Linked DNA regions of Homo sapiens: region 1 is linked to region 2. The links are chromatin contacts, found by Hi-C or POLR2A ChIA-PET in ENCODE. All regions are on one chromosome and are shown on one strand. Each heading gives the region's core, a stretch centred on a gene start or an enhancer-like site at or near the end of the contact. The rest is flanking DNA. Distances are from core to core; before and after follow the strand shown.

Region 1 (6,315 bases), core at 1,836-4,335, 590 kb after region 2:
CACTCCTTAGCTGTCTACCTCAACCAGAGGCTAGTGGGCACTGAGCTGACACAAAGCTCAAGGTATAAACCCCATTGTATTATAAGAGTGCTTTGCTAATCTTGTGGAAACCAGTATAATCCCCATTGTATTATAACAGTGCCTTGCCAAGCATGTGGAAAGCAGTCCAAGAGCAAAACATGATAGGTAAATTGACTCCTCCTTAGGTCATCCCCTTGCTTCTCCTTCCTAGACCTTTTTCTGTCATAAATAAGATCAGAAACCCTGCCACCAGTCATCAGCCTGACTGGCAAAACTTTGCTGGTTGGCTTTGGGCCTCTGTGATTGTAAAAAGCCTCTCTGTTGTCCCCTTTCCTTCACCTTCCAGCTCCTCATTTGAGACTGTCTTGAGAGGAATGAGAGGGCAAAGGATTCTTTACCCTCTTACTGACCCAGTTCTTCCTACTGTATTCCATCCCCTCTGGCTAATGGCAGTCAGGTCTTTGCTGCACACAGGTACCCAGCGCTCTGCAAGTCACCTGCCGTGTGGATGGTAATAATCATAAGAGTTCATACTTAACTCAGTGGCCCTTAGAATGAGGCTGCTGCTGACTGCTCTGTCCAAGTTGTCTGAAAGCACCATGTGCCAGGCATTTTAATTTTACATGTTTTATCTCTTTAATCTTCATATCAATCTAGAGTTTTACCAGATAAACTGGATATAACTTTTACCGGTTAGAATCCTGAATCCATTTTAGAATCAGTTTCCTGAGGTTCTAACATAGGAGAAGTTCTCTCTGATGCTGATATCTTAACTACCTCTCTACTACCAAAGACAGTTATGCCTGTGATCTCGCCACTGCACTCCAGCCTGGGTGACAGAGTGAGACCTTGTCTTTAAAAATATATATTTTAGTATTGCTTGTATATGTGCATATTTTTACTGTGTTTGGTTCCAAAAAGAATTATAAGCCGGCAAAATGCCTAAATAGCTCCTATGTGATTTTCATAATAACCCAGTGATTAAGGTATTATCATCTCTATTTTAAAAATGATAAAACTGATTCTTAGGTTAAATGACTCAGTTAGTGAGTCGGGGCTGGGTTCTAATCAAACACAGAGCAGCACTTTGTCAGAGATTTACCTGGTGGCAGTGCAATTAGTTTTCACAGTGAAAGTGGCATCGAGTCCTCTCTCATGTCTGTGATAACAGTAATTTTGTCACTTCTTTCCCTACTCTTCTGCCCCTGGAGAAGCAGCATTACTGTGGTTTGGTTCAGTTCTCTATCAGACAGGCCCTTGAATGCAGAGTCAAAAAGTCATGCACCTTGAAAAACTCAACACAGAACATATCCCTAAGTAGTAAAAGTATAACATGAGAATGATGGACACCAACTTTCTTGTTCTAGAAAGTGAGAGAAGCAGGGTACAACATTATCTCTAACATTTTTATTTCTTAAATATACCCAAGGAAACAAAAAAGACAGACTATTGGGAAGAAGAGAGAAAAGTTGGATTTATTTTCCTATTGAGAGCCAGTTTTTCAAAATTTATTATCAGGGTGTTATGAAATAATCAGTGTTATATACATGGGAAATTACCTATGATGCTTATAAATTAACCTTCTAAACTTGTTATCAATGCTCAAAAAATACTTGGAGTTTTTTTGTTATTTTTGTTTTTTTGTTTTTTGTTTTTGAGATGGAGTCTCGTTCTGTCGCCCAGGCTGGAGTGCAGTGGCGTGATCTCAGCTTACTGCAAGCTCCGCCTCCCAGGTTCACTCCATTCTCCTGCCTCAGCCTCCCAAGTAGCTGGGACTACAGGCAGCTGCCACCACACTCGGCTAATTTCTTTGTATTGTTTTAGTAGAGACGGGGTTTCACCGTGTTAGCCAGGATGGTCTCTGTCTCCTGACCTCGTGATCCACCCGCCTCGGCCTCCCAAAGTGCTGGGATTACAGGCGTGAACCACTGCGCCCAGCCTGTTTTTGTTTTTTTGAGATGGAGTCTTGCTCTGTCGCCCAGGCTGGAGTGCAGTGGCGCCATCTTGGCTCACTGCAACCTCTGCCTCCCGGGTTCAAGTGATTCTCCTGCCTCAGCCTCCCAAGTAGCTGGGATTACAGGCACGTGCTGCTGCGCCAGGCTAATTTTTGTATTTTTTAGTAGAGACGGGGTTTCACCATTTTGGCCAGGCTGGTCTTGAACTCCTGACCTCAAGTGACCTGCCCGCCTCGGCCTCCCACAGTGCCAGGATTACAGGCGTGAGCCACCACGCGGGGCTGAAAATACTTGTTTTTGATCATCCCAATCTAACCTTATTGAAGGCAAGGAGATGTTTATTCTTCTTTGTCTCTTAGTGCCCAGCATAATATCCTGATTCATAGTAGGTTGATAAATGATCAAATGCAGAAGAGAGGAGCTTTGACCTCATCAAATGCTCCATTCTGTTGTAATAAGTAATTTCATATAGGTATAGAAGTAGAACTATTCTCTCTGCAGTTTAACATTCAGTTTTGCCTTATTCATGCTTAAAAAATCCCAGCTTTCTTACTTTTTTGCCTAAGATTATTGAAGGAAAAAGTGTATCTGTTCACTAAAGGCTGCATTCATTGTAGCAGCCATGTATATGTGGACAGTCTACTTGCTACCACACTTGAAATTCTGCTTAATGTGCACTCATAAAGGACAAGCTCCCACCCCTTCGAACTCAGTGTAATTGTTCAGTATATGAGCTTGTGGTGTTTAAGAAACTAGGGAGGCAGAGGTATTTTCATAGCTTGTTATCCTCTTCTCTCCCACAAAGTGCAGCCATGATCTGACACATGATCAATGGGCCGAGCCCTTTTTAGGATGCAGAAGATGCTCCCTGTGTCTGTGGATCACAATAGCAAACAATAGCAACTTCTGCAATGATATTTTGCCTCCCTGGTGTTCAAACTTCTTCAGTTAAGCCTGTCTGGAATCTATTTAACTATTATACATCAAAGCTTTTTTTTTTTTTTTTTTTTTTTTTAAATGAAAATGGTGGGGGTGGAACCAGAGAGGAAAACCTGTATCTTTGCCAAGGAGCCCTCTCTCCTTCCCCTATGACTCATACTTAGGAAAGCTGAGGGACTTTGGAAAGCTGCCTGAGTCACATTGAGGCAGGTCTCCTGGCACTTTCAGACACTTTTTAAATTTTCTCAGGCAGTAAAAGATGTTTTTCAAATTGTTCATTCCCTCTTTCTGGGCCAGCCTAAAAGCTTTTGTTTAGCTAAAGTATGGCTTTTTTATGCAAGATTTGCCAGCCAGAACAGATGAACCCGGAACTTTGTATTTGGTTTATTACTAAAGAAACAGCTCTTTCATATTCAGAATTGTAACTGTTCCTTCTTATGATTGTCATCCTATTAAAAGGAATTGCCTCTGGTACTTAACCTTCCTATGACATGAAGTTTGCATTTGGTCATTGTTAAGAATTTTCTTAGCATATTTTGTTTGTATAATTTCAAATATTCAGTTTTTAAAAATTTGGTTTTTGGTATGAGAGACTAGCTTGAGCTAAATAGAGGAGCTGCCTATTAAATGTATTATAGTCATACTGAGTTTTACTATTTGGCAGCAGAAGAAAGAAAGGTCACCTTAATTTTTCTGTCTTTACATGTAAACAACTAAGGGTTTTTGTTTGTTTGGTGAGTGGTAAAGTAAACCTTTCTAAAAACCAATTGGACTCACAAATAATAAGTCTCAATTTTTAAATATCTTTCCTTTTTAAACTACAAATAGTCATTATGTTCCAAAAACTGTCAAGTAATTTCTTAATATCTCTATGCCCACCCTATCCTACTCCCCTTTTTTTAGAGTTCAACCATTTCTGCTATAGGAATTGCCAGATAACAGAGGTTTGATAAAGTAACAGTATATAAAACAATAATTTATATTATGTAGGAAAATTACTTTGGATGACTTTCTTAGATATAAGATGAATTGCACTGAAATATTTGAGTAGAAAATAAAATGCTTTACTAATGGAGTGATCAATTGCTGAAAATTTTATTTTCTATAAAACTTGATCTTCAGTTATAATGTACTTTAGGGACCTTAAATTTAACTTTAGCTGATTTTATCATTTCACCTTGAAATTTTAGATGCCAATTTGCAGGGCCCACCATTCCCATAATAATAATCTCTGTTGCCTGCCCAAAGTGGGTACCATATGGTGGGGGAATGGAGGCTAGTGGAATAAAGTAAAATCAGCTGTGGACTGAATGGTTGCTCGTTTATCTTTGAGTCTTTATTCACTTGTTTGTATCACTGCCATTTTTCTGGTTTAATAGAAACTTGTATATGACTGATGTTTTAATGAGTAGATATAGGCTTATTGTCTTTTACAGTCATTAAACTTAAGTGCTGGAAGGAGTTCCGGGGGTCTGGTCTAGTCCAGAGTTCAAGTGTATTTTGTTTGGCCCGTAAGCTGTGTTTTTATAAACAGTATAATGAAATCACTTTGCTTGATTGTAATACAAGCAGCTTTGTACCTATTGTCTTACATGATTCATGCATTTATATTAACTGACTGGCCCCTGTAGACAGTTGAGTTTGTGATCCAGATAACCGTACCTCTTCATTTTACAGTTGCAGGAACTGAAACCCTGAAGGATCAAGTGACTTTCCAAAGTTAAACAGCTAGTTCAGGGCAATTCCAGAACTGTTTTACACTGAGTTTATTTTTCTGTTGATTCTGCTCCTAAATTTAGAAGAGATGTTTATTTTTCGCTGTTAGAGACCTTTGTGAAACCACAAAAATGTTTTTTAAAGATGTCCTACAAATAAGTTGAGAGGCAATGGTGGAATAATGAAAGTGAGGGGTCTAATTTAGGTCCTATTGCTAACTATCTTGGGGAAATCATTTTATCTCACTATATACATCAAGATTCCTCCTCTATAAAGTAAAGGAATTAGATTACATAATTTTACGTCACCTAGAACAGGGCTAGTAAATTCTCAATAAATAGTCTAGTGTACAATAGATATTGAAAGTCCCTACCAGCACTAAATTAAAGATTCTCTAATTCAGTATTAACTTTTTGTCTCTCCCTTATCCCCAGTTTACTTGGCCTAGGTTGCTTTCAAAGCCTCTTCCAGGGTTGAAAGGAGTCTGTTTTTTTATTGAATTCCTGTTAGGGAAATTCTTTGAACCCATGTACTCTGGCTTCTGTCCTCAACTTAACGGCTTCACTCTCCTAGCAGCTTGTCTGTTCCCTCAACTTGCATTAAAGAATCCATGTATCATCCTTGATGTATTGTGAGAAGGAACAGTAGGGGGAATAAGTGAGGACTAGGTGGCTTTCCACAATGACCACATACTACTCCACTTCCTCTGCCATCTTTCATCTCCTCCTGCCTTGTACAAAAAAGGCAGCATTTCTTCTTGGCTTCAACTTTATTTTAGCCAGGATACTTCACAACCAGAAGTGAATTACTGTTTCAAATATAAATAATCCTCATGAATTTCAGCATGCATGATGGGTATTTATGCAGTCTTAGCAGGCCGAGTCACTGTTGCCAAATTATCAGGCACCTACTTGAGTCCTTGTTCACTTGTTTGTAGACGCAAAATGATAGATAACTTGTCCCCTGCCTTTTAAGAGCTTAAAAGCTTAATAGAGGAGTCAGTAGAGTTACAGAAATAGAAACTAGCTATGAATTGGATTGTATCACTGGAAGTATGTCCAACCTTCCTTTTGCTACAAACAAAGAATGCCTAGGGATTCAACTTTTTCATGTGTTAGAGAATCAGAATGTTTAAAATACTGAGATGCTTTTCTTCTTTAATAAAAATCTAATTCTTAAGAAATCCTGATTAGTACTGAGCTTCTCTTCCCTCAGAAATACCCCTAAAGAAATCCGTAATCTCACATACAAACACATATAAATCTGCTCAACACTGGCTTAATTCTTTTCTGCTTTTACCCTGGTGTGCTTCATCTCCTGGGCCAGGCTCTTTGCCTGCTCATTTCTTTTGTGGCAGACTTAATCCTGACAACTTCACTAAGCCTAGCATACTCCAGAAATTCTGGTTTTTATTTCTATTCTATTCCTTTGTTTTCCTCCTTTTTTTTCTTTCTCACCTTTCTTTTTCCCAGAATTATTCAAAACCAGTGTTTAATTAATATATGTGATTTTCCTATCTTAATCATTGTATTATTTGTGATTTTGCAGAAATTTTATCTGCAGTTCCTAGCCAAAGCTTTAGGAGACATCAGGAAATGTTTGCATGTATTTAAAACTGGCTCATTTATTGCTCATAAATTTCCTACTCAAAAACCAAAATATTTCGCTTATCTCTGTCCAAACC
Region 2 (6,882 bases), core at 2,024-4,523:
TTTGTTCAACCATCTCCTGATTGGCTTCCAGATTGCTTCTACTTTTTTGCCACTACCAACAACACAGCAAAAAAATTCTTGTACCAATGTCCCTACATAATAGTGGCAACCTGGTGGGGTTATTAGGCCAAAAAGTATGTGAATTTAAAAACTTTAAACAGTTATTACCAAATTACTTTCCAAAAAGTTACGCAATTCACACACGCCAACAATATGAATGTTTCCTTTATCTCCACCAGCACATTCTTTTAATTTTCATGAAGCTAAACAATGCCAATTTAATTTCCCCTGATACCAGTGGGGATGGGGAACTTAAAGTCTGAGCCTTAGTAATATTAGAGTTGGAGCTGCTACCAGGCATACCCTACCTGCTGAGGTGACATTCAGATAGCCCACTCAACCCCCTAGCTGCCCTTTTAAACAAGAAACTAAAGCAAGGGACCAATAGCAGTCAAGTCTGAAAGGCATCTTCATTATCACATCCATCCTGAGGATGGCTGTACCATAATATCAGGCCAATAGCATGCTTCCTTCTTTATTTCTGTCGTCAACTAGGGTTTTCTTTTCAAACAGCTTAGTATTAAGGACATTTAATTTGATCAGCCTATGATGACAGAATAGGTGTTTCCCCACACCTTACTCAAATTATCTGTAACAAAGGGCTCTCAAGAATATTTGATTCAGATAACTGCTTGATAAGAGATCTTAAGCCACTTTGAACTTTTCTATCACATCTTTTTAAAAAGTGTGATAAAATCTACATACATAACATTTATCATTTTAAGTATACAGTTCAGTGGCATCCATCTCCAAAACTTACCATATTTTAAAAGCCATTAAAATAAGGAAGAATCTTATACCCTGGGGTAGCCAGACATTGCAGGGTTAATTAGATAACATCTGAAGTACTTCAAGCTAACCAAGCACATCAGGATTATTATATGAGGTAGAAATCATTTATTTAAATAGTAAACTACATTTATATTAATTAAATAGAATATCAAGATCAATATTGGATTTTCTTATAAAATTTAAATATTACCTGGAGTATTCTTTTTGCATGTTGAAGGCTCAGCTTTCTAAATGTCTCAAAAAAAGGAAGTAGTACTTCAAATTTCGCTCCCTTAGATGATACTCCATACTACACTAATATTAACTTTACAACTTATGCCTGATTGGCCCATGACATTCAATGGTGACCAAAAAAAAAAAAAGGCATTTCAACAAGCCAAAATACAGTTATTTGAAAAACAAGATAGAAGACAGCCCCAGAATAAAAAGTAGCCTGCAAGTGGTGAGTTACTGTGATACCATTTTGGACTTTCAGAAGACTAGAGCTTACTCATGAGTAAGTTTTTAACTTAAATTTACATAAAAATTTTGAATTTGCTACAGTTGAGAATCATGTGAAGTAAAGAAGCCAGACTGGCTGAAGAGAAAGTAAAAATATATAGCTTCTTCCTTGTTGGATAGTCTGTAAAATATAGTTTAAAAAGCAGACTGGAGATATGGACTCAACTGACCACGTTTGAATTCTAGTTCTTCCACTTAGTAGCAGTGAAAACCTGGGCAAGTTAATTAATCTAAGTCTTAGTTTCCCAACCCTAAAATGGGAATATACTAACTCTGTATGCAGATCATAGGTCCCTGGCACACAATATGTGTAATTTGAAAAATAGTAGTTTTATAGTTAAATGAATGGCTTTCTAGCATCTGCAAGATAAAATCTAACTTCTTTTCATGGAAGAAGTCTCTTCATCATCTGGTTCATCACCTTCAAAGACAATTTTATCTATGACTCAACTTCCAACTTTATGCTCCATCATCTTTTCCTGCACCTCTCCTACCTCTGAGCCTTTGCATAGGGATTTCCTGCTGGGAATGCCCTCCTTAAACCTGACCAATTGGCAAACTCCTTCTCACTCTTTAGAGCTACCCTCATTCACTGATTTTCCAAATATTTATTGAGAGTCTTTCTTGGCACTATGATTGATACTGGATACTATTTCTCTTCTGTGTCATTATTCCAAGATCTCCTCACAAGACTTAAGTGTATTTTTCATTACAGATCTATGGTTTATAGCTATTTCCATTCTAGAAACTGTCATATTGTATTATAATTATTTCTAGGTCTGTCCTGGCAATAGATCACAAGTTCCTTGAGAGCAGGGACAGTGTCTTTTCACTCTCTTTGCCTGGCAGAGTCCGATTCAACAAATACTTGTTGAATAAACGCTATTGTTGTTGCTATTAATTCAACTGAGTAACTATTAAGTAGAACTACCATGTGCTCAGTGAATTTTGGAGATTCAAAGATAAGTAAAATATAGTTTGTTTTTATCCTCACTAAGTTCTCATTTGGTGAGAGAGGCAGATGACCTGTCAATGAATAAAGTATATGGTAAAGTACAATAGGAAAAGAGAGAAAAGCAAATACATTCCACCAGGAGACAGAGATGCATTTTCCCCCCATCTGGTTCAATTAAAATTTTTTCCATCTAATTTCAACTAAATTCAAAGTTAGATGTTTCTATCTATATGCTGAATCACTATGAATGTGAGAAATGTTGCTATTAGTGACGTCATTTCCCAAAATGGTAAACAACTCTTGGTAGAGATCCAAACAAAACAAGGTACAATTGTCCTTCAATAACATAGTAGTTTTTTGTTTTTTGGGTTTGTTTTTTTTTTTTTTGAGACGGAATCTTGCTCTGTCACCCAGGCTGGAGTGCAGTGGTGCGATCTCGGCTCACTGCAACGTCCGCCTCTCAGGTTCAAACAATTCTCCTGCCTCAGCCTCCCGAGTAGCTGGGATTACAGGTGTGTGCTAGCACGCTCGGTTAATTTTTGAATTTTTAGCAGAGACAGGGTTTCACCATGTTGTCCAGGCTGGTCTGGAACTCCTGACCTCAAGTGATCTGCCCGCCTCAGCCTCCTAAAGTGCTGGGATTACAGGCGTGAGCCACCCTGCCTGGCCATAGTTTTTATTCCTAGAAAATTCAACATATATTAAAACTCTGCAAAAAGTTCCACATGTATATGTAAAATTGAGTTAGGCTCTTGGCTCTGATATCTATAAACAGATTTCTTACACCTTTGTGACTATCTAACAAGACATTTACAAGTCATACAAAGCTAGGACAATTCTTCATGGTGAACATCTAGCACTCTCAGCCCTGCCCAGTAAATGACAAGAGCACCTCCCAGTCACTAGGACACCTCCAGAGAGCAGCACTGCCTCAGTGGAGAATGACTATGGTAAATGACTAAGGGCTGTGAAAACATTATGCTAACCCAGTTAGGAGGTCAAGAAAGGACTTCCTTGAGGAAGTGACTCTTTATCAGAAATCTAACAGGAATTATCAAAAAGCAAAAGTGAGGCTAGGAGGACCTCATAGATGATGTTAAGAAGCTTGGACTATCTTAAGGATAATACAAAGCTTGTGAAAGGGGTTTAAATTGATAAAAAACATGATCAAAGTCTGGAAAAGAATTAATCCTCCTAGACATGGGGAAGGAGAGGTTCATCTTTTGTTCTATAGCTTTAATATTAGGTTAATTTTTAGAATGTGTCATATTTCAATAAAAATGATTTTTAAAACCCATCAGTTTGCAATGAGGGCAGGAGGAGCCATAGGAAGACCTAACTGTCCAATCTGCATATAAAATGGAATTCCAGTTTGTTAGGGGAAGGGCAGTCCTGTTTCACAGAGAGCCAAGATGCTACCAAAAACTCTGGTACTTAAATATTGAAGACTTAAACACATGCACTATTTTGTTAGTAATAGTGATAGCTAATATTTTTGAGTGCCAAGCAGTGTTCTAAGCACTTCACAACTCTATGATGCTGCTCTATTAATTACATTTTACAAATAAGTACATTGAGGCACAGAGAAGTTACTTGCCTAAGGTTGGTCAGCTAGTAAATGCCAAAGCCATGATTCAAACCCAACTAATCTGGCTCCAGTGTCCAGTCTGGAAGCCCCTGATATACTGCCTTTCCAAAAGAAACATCAATCTCCATAAACTGGGAAACTACTCATAAATACAACCATGTGCATACGAAAGAACATATATTTTGATACCTTTGTGGTGAGGTAAAAGAGAAAAGTAAAATCACACTTCACCATCATAAAAGTCATAATAGATCTAAAAAACCAGTAGTATGTATATAGTATGACAATATAATAAAAATGAGGTATTCTCATAGCATTGAGTAAATGAGTTAAAAACATTCTAAATATAATCTTCACAACACCCCTCTGTTGTAAGTAGGTAGCAAGTATTATTTTTATTTGACAAGCAGATAAATCAAAACAGCTTAAGAAATTTGCTGAATCATTTGCTGAATGTGAATCAGATATGTAGACTTCCACAGAAAATCTCTCTTATACTGTTTTTTTTTTTTACAGAAAAATGCTATGATGAGCAAGGAGAAAAAAAATCAGAGCTATCCAATGATCTAAAAAGAGCATGCTATTTAAAGAATACAATTATTTAATAAAACTTTCATGAGAAATTGAACCAAAGTTCAGGTATGAAGGGAAAGAAGGAAAAGTTTACAGGCACCTAATGATGAATCAAAACGTTGACAAACTTGTTAAATTATAGCTATCAGTGGAACTAGAAAGTCCTTTAAGAAAGTCTATAGGCTGGGCGCGGTGGCTCATTCCTGTAATCCCAGCACTTTGGGAAGCCGAGGCGGGCGGATCACAAGGTCATGAGTTCGAGACCTGGTGAAACCCCGTCTCTACTAAAAAAATACAAAAATTAGCCAGGCGTGGTGGCATGCCCCTGTAATCTCAGCTACTTAGGAGGCTGAGGCATGAGAATTGCTTGAACCTGGGAGGTGGAAAAAAAAGTCTATAATGAGCCGGGCGCGGTGGCTCACGCCTGTATTCCAGCACTTTGGGAGGCTGAGGCGGGTGGATCGCCTGAGGTCAGGAGTTCGAGACCAGCCTGGCCAACATGGTGAAACCCCATCTCTACTAAAAATACAAAACATTAGCTGGGTGTGGTAGCGGGCGCCTGTAATCCCTACTAGGGAGGCTGAGGCAGGAGAATCTCTTGAACCAAGGAGGTGGAGCTTGCAGTGAGCCAAGATTGTGCCATTGCACTCCAGCCTGGGCAACAAGAGGGAAATTCGGTCTCCAAAAAAAAAAAAAAAAAGAGAGAGAGTCTAAAACCAGAGGTTATGGATCAAGAAGGAAGAGAAAAAAATGCAAAACTAACTGTTGAGCTCATATTAGTTACGGAAATGAGCTCAACTAGATTAGAAGGACAGGGACCATAACTCATGTTACACAGTGCTAGGCACATGGGGTTTAAATCATCCTCGATTGAGACTGATGGGTAAATCATCTAGTTCACCACTTGAAAATAGGCTAAGACGTTAAAATTTTAACTTTCTGGCATTACAAAGTTATTGTCATCTAGGAGTTTAGAGATTAACAGAACACAGAAAATGGAAAATAGGTACTAAGGAAAGTTTGAATAAATGTATGCTTAGAGTGTCTTTTCTGGAAGAACTTTGAAGATGACTAGACATGCTTACTAAATGCTAGTTAAAGTTTACAAATCAACATTAAAAAAAAGAGTGTGGTATCAAATTGAGTGATAAGAAGGAAAGCTTGATCTCAAAATTTGACCCAATCTATAACCAGACACTTCCTATACTTTAGCCCATTTAATATTCACAACAGCACTATGAGGTAGATGTTAACTCCATTTTATATTAACCGAGGTTCAGAGAGGTTAAGTAGCTTGCCCAGCTAGTATGTGGCAGATTAGGCATTCAAAACCAAACCTGTGTGATTCCAAAGTCTGAACCATGCCTACTAATAACAGCAACCCTGTTATCATTAATGGGTCCTTCCATGTGCCAGTTATTATGTTAAATTCTTTAAATACATGATCTCATTTAATTCCATGAATATGTACTATAATTATCTCCATTTTACAGAAGAGGAACAGGCTTAAGAGAACTTAAGCAATGTGTCCAAGATCACACAGTAATGAACAAAGCGAGGACTCAAGCCCAGATGCACCCAACTCCAGAGCCCATGCACTGAACTACTACTCTGCCATATTATTCTCATTCTGCCACCCCACGAACATGTGACTAACCCTTAGAGAACTTAACAGTGGGCAGACTATGAGCGGTCTGCGTTATACAACTCTTTCCCTTTCTATTCCATGCATCACCAATAATTCAACGGCTCTCTTGATGAATGTCTACTTCAGGTCAATCACTTCAGATATGATAACTGCACCTTGCTTTTCAGAGCACAAATTTTTCATTTTTAATGAAAACAAAAGGCTGATAGGAGTAACACCTCCCAGATATTTAACTTTTAGTTATCTCATTGTCACCCTCAAAACATCAACTCCTTGTTGAGTTCTAAAACAGATTTAACGGTTGGTCTCACTCTCCATGTATGTTTAAGCAACTTAAATCAGTGGTTCTCAACCCTAACTACACATTATAATTACTGGGAACTTATAGCCAGTTGAGAACCATTATATTAAATTAATATATCTGCTCCTGGCAATTTCCATTATTTCTTACTCTAATAAGCAGCGGTGTTCTAGCTGTATTAGAAATAACAGAAAACAGAAAAAGACAACAGAATACAGACTGCACCGATTAATATGGGAAACATTACTAATCACTAAAAAAGTCTTTAATGAAAACCAAAACATAAGAACATACTATTTAAAGTTACATAATAATTTGTACTTCTTAGTAAGGACTAGTAAGTACAATGTTTATTTACTTTGTAATTTAACAGTGACAGAAAATGGGTAAGAAGTTCCACTTAAGTTGTAAGACAGAAATGAGAACTTGGGAAAAGTAAGTTTTGGGGGAAGTTTATCTCCAGT

What was found. Hi-C counts contacts between places; a loop is a spot of excess contacts on that map. ChIA-PET counts read pairs that join two places held with the same protein, here RNA polymerase II (POLR2A). Pooled maps may share reads with other maps.
Region 1: a loop to region 2 is called in a map of endothelial cell of umbilical vein, with 3 times the contacts of the local background. The contact joins two enhancer-like sites. A Hi-C loop is called at or near these places in 1 of 168 maps with a recorded cell type or tissue (endothelial cell of umbilical vein) and 5 of 50 pooled maps. POLR2A ChIA-PET finds 5 or more read pairs at or near these places in 2 of 52 experiments (OCI-LY7 and activated naive CD4-positive, alpha-beta T cell).

The regions. Positions count from the first base shown.
Region 1 is chr5:72,245,346-72,251,660 of GRCh38, reverse strand. The region is part of intron 4 of MRPS27 (mitochondrial ribosomal protein S27); the gene reads left to right. Among named protein-coding and RNA genes, the nearest start is that of MRPS27, 72 kb to the left of the region's middle. Within about 2 kb of position 3,085, at least 13 of the 41 ENCODE cell types and tissues checked have a DNase peak (open chromatin) inside an H3K27ac peak, as active enhancers do; they include endothelial cell of umbilical vein, where a contact is called at or near this core.
Region 2 is chr5:72,839,407-72,846,288 of GRCh38, reverse strand. The region is part of intron 1 of TNPO1 (transportin 1); the gene reads right to left. Among named protein-coding and RNA genes, the nearest start is that of TNPO1, 26 kb to the right of the region's middle. Within about 2 kb of position 3,273, at least 4 of the 41 ENCODE cell types and tissues checked have a DNase peak (open chromatin) inside an H3K27ac peak, as active enhancers do; they include endothelial cell of umbilical vein, where a contact is called at or near this core.